Regions from separate parts of the Homo sapiens genome. Here region 1 is linked to region 2. Evidence: chromatin contacts called from ENCODE Hi-C or POLR2A ChIA-PET data. All regions are on one chromosome and are shown on one strand. Each heading gives the region's core, a stretch centred on a gene start or an enhancer-like site at or near the end of the contact. The rest is flanking DNA. Distances are from core to core; before and after follow the strand shown.

Region 1 (2,700 bases), core at 86-2,585, 650 kb before region 2:
GGACATCTCTGAGCCCAAAGCTGGAAAACTCTCAGCATCTAGGCCCCCACTTGCCTTGGGAATGACAAGCCCTCACCCTGATCTGCCATCTCAGCTGAACACTTCCTGTCTCCTCAAGGAAACTTAGTATCTACCTTTCTCTTCCTCTCACTTCCCAAACTGCTCAGAAAACGGCGGGGGGGAAGAAAACCCACCTGGGGGTCTCAGAGCCTTGGTCGGCACGTGGAGAGGTAACGTGAATTTCCCCTATATTCAAGAGAAAAGGAAGAAGGTCTGGGAGCTCACCTGAAATGCCAGGCTCACTTTTAGTAACTGCTGGCATCCAGTGCGGCAGGGGCCGAGCGCTCCAGTGCTGGGAGCTGAAAGAACAGTCACCCCTGCCCAGGAAATAACCACTGAGCCAACCATCATGCCCTGATTACCGTCCTCAGGGAAAGCCTACCGGTCCCTCTAAAGCACCCTCGTCCCATTCTCAAACCCCCTGTGGAAATCAGAAGCCAAACCTAGCTTTACAATGTCAGGTCTCTTCGCTAGAGCTCTGGTCACGCCCCTCTTCCTGGAGTACTCCAATCACACTTGGCGCCCAGAAACTGCCGCTGCCGCTGACCTTGGGCAGACTGCGCCCTCCCTCTAGCCTCGGCTCCCCCTCCGCTCAGAGGCCCGGGATGGACGCGTGCGGCCGGTGCCAGCGAGCCTCAGGGAAGGCTGCGCCCAGCCAGCTTCCTGGTGCCGCTCACGTGCGCGGCGGCGGAGGGCCGGGCCCTTAAACGGCCCCCGTCCTGGGCTAAACTTCGGTGCTAGCAGAGGGCGGAAGGACTATGGAGGGTGGGGGGCCGCCGCCTCCCACTTTCGGATTCCAGCCCCTGCTCACCCCGGGCCTTGCCTATTTACTCAGAGCCTTTCTCTTCGCCCACCTCCTCACGGAGCCCCACGCACGTCTGTAACTTAAAGGACGCTAAAGTTTGCAGCCCAGGCTGCGAGGCGCGGCCTTGGGGGACGGGGGCGGAGTTAAAACGCGACTCGCGCCTCTTTCCCTCACCTCCACGGCCCCGGGGCATGCCCTGCACCGGTGGCCGCGGAAGTGGGCTGCCCGGAAGAGTAGGGGCTGCCCCAAGGTCGCATCCAGGCCCTCGGACCTGGCCGAGGCCAGCTGTGGGCAAGACAAGATGCAAAGAGCGGCCCGGGCCGCGGGGGTCACGGAGGGGACACGGAGAGTCCTGAGGTCGCGCCAGGGCGGACAGGGGGAGTCCCAGACCTACGCCCCAGTGGGTATGCCTCTCCTCTGGCCCGGCCCTCACCTCAGCAGCCGCCCGCTGCGGACGCCGATCCGCGCAGGCGGCTCAGGGTTCGGTTACGGAGCCTGCGCGCGCCCGCCGCGCACGCTCGCTCCGCCCCCTCTCGCGGCGGGACATGGCCGTGGCCGTGGGCGCGTGCGCGCGGGACCCGGAGGGCGGAGGCCTGCCCCGCCCCGTCTCCATGGCAACGGGCGTGTGCCTAGCCCCAGCGCTGGCTGCGGCGGAACCCACGGCGTACCTTCCCGCCTCCAACAAACTATCCGGTTGCTGAGGTTGATTTAGCAACACCCCAGGGCATCTGGGTTGGCAGGAGCACCACAGTGACAGCCTGGCCCAGGCTCGGGTACGGGAGGCAGCCCAGTGGCCCGCAGTAGAGGGCCAGGCTGGGGACCAGGGAGCTGGGGCTGAGGAGAATTTGTACAGCCTAGGGAGGCGCAGCACAGCAGTATCAGCCTCTGGCATTTGTACCACCTTTAGTCCTGCCACTTTCTCTCACTGTGGCTTCGCAACAGACTTGGGAACCAAGAAAGGCATAGGTGAGGAAGCTGAAGCCCAGTCTGGGCTCGCGGAAGAAACTGGTGGATCCAACTTCTGCATAGCGCAAATATCTGCTTCCTGCCTCCACCCACCCATTCCCACTTCCGTGAGTATATTCATCCATCCAACACTTATTATTACTCCTTGCCAGGACAGTTCTAGGGGCTGGGGATAGAGTGAACAAAACCAAGGTTCTGCCCTCCTGGAGTTCACGTTCCATGGGAATGCCCTTCTTCCAGGCTCCTCCCTCAGTGCCCAGGTTGTGGCTGTGGGAGGCTGGTCTACCTTTGTGGTTTAGCGGTAACTTACGTGATTCCCACGTCAAGTGTAAGCTCCTTGATGATTGGTTCAATCTTCACCTCAAATTTCTGAGGACCTACAAACTACAAAGCACTCTTCTAGGGGCCCAAAGATAAAACGCTCCCCTCGTGAAAATCCCGGACTTTTGGTGGGAGGTGGGGAAGGTGACAACTATGCTCATAAGCTTGGCTACAAGACCGGCGAGGCCAAGAGCTACTTTGGTATCCTGACAAGGACTGATGTTTGGGAGGGGGATCCAGCAGATGGGAACACCACGAAGGTGGTGGTGGGAAAAGTCAGCAGTCACAGGGTGGTTCACCTTGTGGATCCCACTACTGCACCAGCAAAGAGCAGGCTGGGCACACAGAGACAGTCAAAATCCCAGCTTCCTTTCCCTCTGCTTCACATTCTTCCTTCCGCAGGCAGGGGAGTTTGAACCTTATCCACAGGGCCAAGCCTGTCCCAGCCCTCTAGGCAAACTGGCAGAACAGGCAGCTGGCCCCTCACAGGCACTCCGGGCTGGGCCAGTGCAGGTCGCAGCAGTTGTTTTACCTATGAACATCAAGCA
Region 2 (2,700 bases), core at 116-2,615:
TCCTGAGATGCAAGGATGGTAAACATATACAAGTCAATAAATGTGATTCACCACATCAATGGAACTAAAAACAAAAAAAAACATATGACCATCTCAATAGACTCAGAAAAACCATTCAATAAAATCCAACGTCACTTCATAATACAAACCCTCATTTTTTCATTTTTTATTTTTTTCAAAATGGCAGATTGGAGGCAGTGTTAGCTTGCCTCTCCCACTTGGAAGGTCAGAATAGTGTGTAGAGATTCACACTGTGAATTTTTTTTTTTAAAGCAAGAACCAACACAGGAACTTAATAGAAAAATCAAAAGAATCTACAGACCCTTTGAAACAAATGGCAGGCTGCAGCCTACTCCATGAGACAGGTGAAAAACTAAGTTCTCAGAGTGTGAGAAGGGGAGAGTCTGCCTCTGAGTACATCCTCACTGGGGAATCTGAAAATTCAGGCCATGGAAGAAGACCTTAAACTCTACCAAGAGCTGGATCAAATTTAGAAAGTGGCATAAAATATAAAAGTAGAAGCAACAGTGGGAAGGGGCTTGCAGGCATTCCCAGTCTCCAGTGTGAACCAAGGGAAGTGATTCCTGACTATATCTCACAGGAGCCCTTGGGGAAGTCGGTCAACGAGGGAGAATTCACAGGGTAAATGCAGCTCCCAACTGAATTTTGTGATATAATCTCAAGAGAGGACAAACACCCCATGAACAGAACCTGGGGAATGAGCAGGAAGTGAGCTGCAGACAGGAGTGCAGAAGCTGGGCACGTGACTTTGCAGAAAGACGGGGAGGGGTGCGGCCTGAAAGCTGTGGTTGCTATCTCTGTGGGGAAGCTTATAGGCTGGGGCAGGTCTGAATTCTGTGTGCAGACTGCCTAGATCTAAACCAGGTGCTGTCACCAGAGCACCGCAGGAGTGACACCGACCTTGAAAACGATGTGGGAACTAGGTAAGGCTCACTGCTGCCCACTACTCCCCACTCCTTTTGTAAACTCCTCTGTGCAGCAGAGGCAGTTATACTCCCCTGTGAAACATTACCCCAGCGACCTGAGAACCACCTTGGTCTCTCACAGGGGCCTTAGCCTGCCCTGCACAAGGAGAATCAGAGCTCAGGCCCACCTAACCCTGACCCAACCTGGTGGTATTTCTCCACCTGCCCTGGTAACTTAATACAAAAGACATAAACTTTTAGGAGACTTGTAGCCCCACCCATCACCTAAGAAACCAGAATACTTCCCCTAGGCAACTTAGGGCAAGCTCAAATCCCACTGTTATTACGGCAGCTGGTGCTCTTTTGAAAGCAACACCTCCTGGCTGGAGGCCAACCAACACAGATCTTGACACCATCTCTAGATAGAATAACACTGTGCCCAAGAAGGAGAAAACAGCTGCATGACCTCGGCAATCATCACTGCCTGCAACACCCTGGCAAACCAAAGGTCCTGAGTCTGTCCACGTGACAAGTTCACTACTAGTATTACCAGCATTCAAGAAAGGCAGCACACTAAGCCTATCTACAACCAAGGAATCTCAGAGTCTATGTCACATCACTGGATCCCTTGCAGACATTCCCCAATTCAGGGAACAATTCAGGATGACTGCAGCCCCACAGGAGGAGCACTGCCCAGATGCAGGCTTGCACAAAAGGCAGAATCACAATTCCTCCCTACATGGAACATCAATATTCCTAAAGAAGAGGTGCCTGTCTGATCTGAACAGCCAGAACACTGGGAAAACAGTAAAGCTGTGAGGTGGAAAGCTTTTCTGCTGGCCTAGCAGGGAAGCTGAGGTAGCTCTCACCCTTCACCCTGATAAAATCTCAGAACATCTAATTGAGATCTACCCCTGACCCCCCAGTTACCTTCATCAAGGCTGGGACCTCTGCCCACCATTGGGTATTACATCTACCAACTTGCTTTAGCTACAACCAGTGACTACCCAGGGATACATCCACAACTGGCCTAAAGCCTGAATCATCAACTCAGTTAATAAAATACTGGGGAAAAAATTGAATAAATAAATAAACCATACACCATGAGAGAATGAGATAAGCTTTAAGGAATCCCTGCCATTCCAACCCAATAGGAGACAGTGAACTGGCCTACACACCAAGTACATAATAACTATTACAACCATCATATGGGAAAGCCATTGCACAAAGACTTTCTATAACAAAGGAACTCATACAGAGTCTTAACCAAGCCCCAAGAATCAAATTAGGCTAAAATAATTTACTACAAACATTGAAGTCAGACCCTTAAAGTAAAAAAAACCATTAAGAAAACACAGTCTAGTAAAAAATAAATTCAGTAACAATTTGAAAAAATAGGCTATCCAAATTAGAAATAAATCCAGAAATGTAATTCTGGTAATATGACAAAACAGGGTTCCATAAAACCCCCAAAATGTCACAATAGCTCTCCAGATATGAATCCAAATGAAGATAAAATATTTGAAATGAGACAAAAATAATTCAGAAGGTTGATTATCAAGCTACTCAAGGAAATACAAGAGAAAGGTGAAAACCAACAAAAATGAATTAAAAAAACAGTCAAGGATATGCATGAAAAATTTTCCAGGGAGATAGATAACTATAAAGAAAAAATCAATCAGACCAGGCCTGATGGCTCATGCCAAATCCCAGCACTTTGGGAGGCCAAGGCGGGCAGATCAGCTGAGGTCAGGAGTTTGAGACTAGCCTGGCC

Evidence for each region. Hi-C counts contacts between places; a loop is a spot of excess contacts on that map. ChIA-PET counts read pairs that join two places held with the same protein, here RNA polymerase II (POLR2A). Pooled maps may share reads with other maps.
Region 1: a map of naive thymus-derived CD4-positive, alpha-beta T cell shows a loop between it and region 2 (11-fold over the local background). The contact joins the promoter of TEX264 here to the enhancer-like site in region 2. A Hi-C loop is called at or near these places in 1 of 168 maps with a recorded cell type or tissue (naive thymus-derived CD4-positive, alpha-beta T cell) and 6 of 50 pooled maps. POLR2A ChIA-PET finds 5 or more read pairs at or near these places in 1 of 52 experiments (naive thymus-derived CD4-positive, alpha-beta T cell).

The regions. Positions count from the first base shown.
Region 1 is chr3:51,669,887-51,672,586 of GRCh38, reverse strand. It overlaps TEX264 (testis expressed 264, ER-phagy receptor), which reads right to left and starts at 1,335. Exons shown (of 5, transcript NM_015926.6): 1 at 1,299-1,335. It overlaps LOC124906237 (a long non-coding RNA gene), which reads left to right and starts at 1,482. Exons shown (of 2, transcript XR_007095907.1): 1 at 1,482-1,938. RefSeq lists a silencer at 1,170-1,599.
Region 2 is chr3:51,023,621-51,026,320 of GRCh38, reverse strand. The region is part of intron 5 of DOCK3 (dedicator of cytokinesis 3); the gene reads right to left. Among named protein-coding and RNA genes, the nearest start is that of MIR4787, 350 kb to the right of the region's middle. Within about 2 kb of position 1,365, at least 4 of the 41 ENCODE cell types and tissues checked have a DNase peak (open chromatin) inside an H3K27ac peak, as active enhancers do.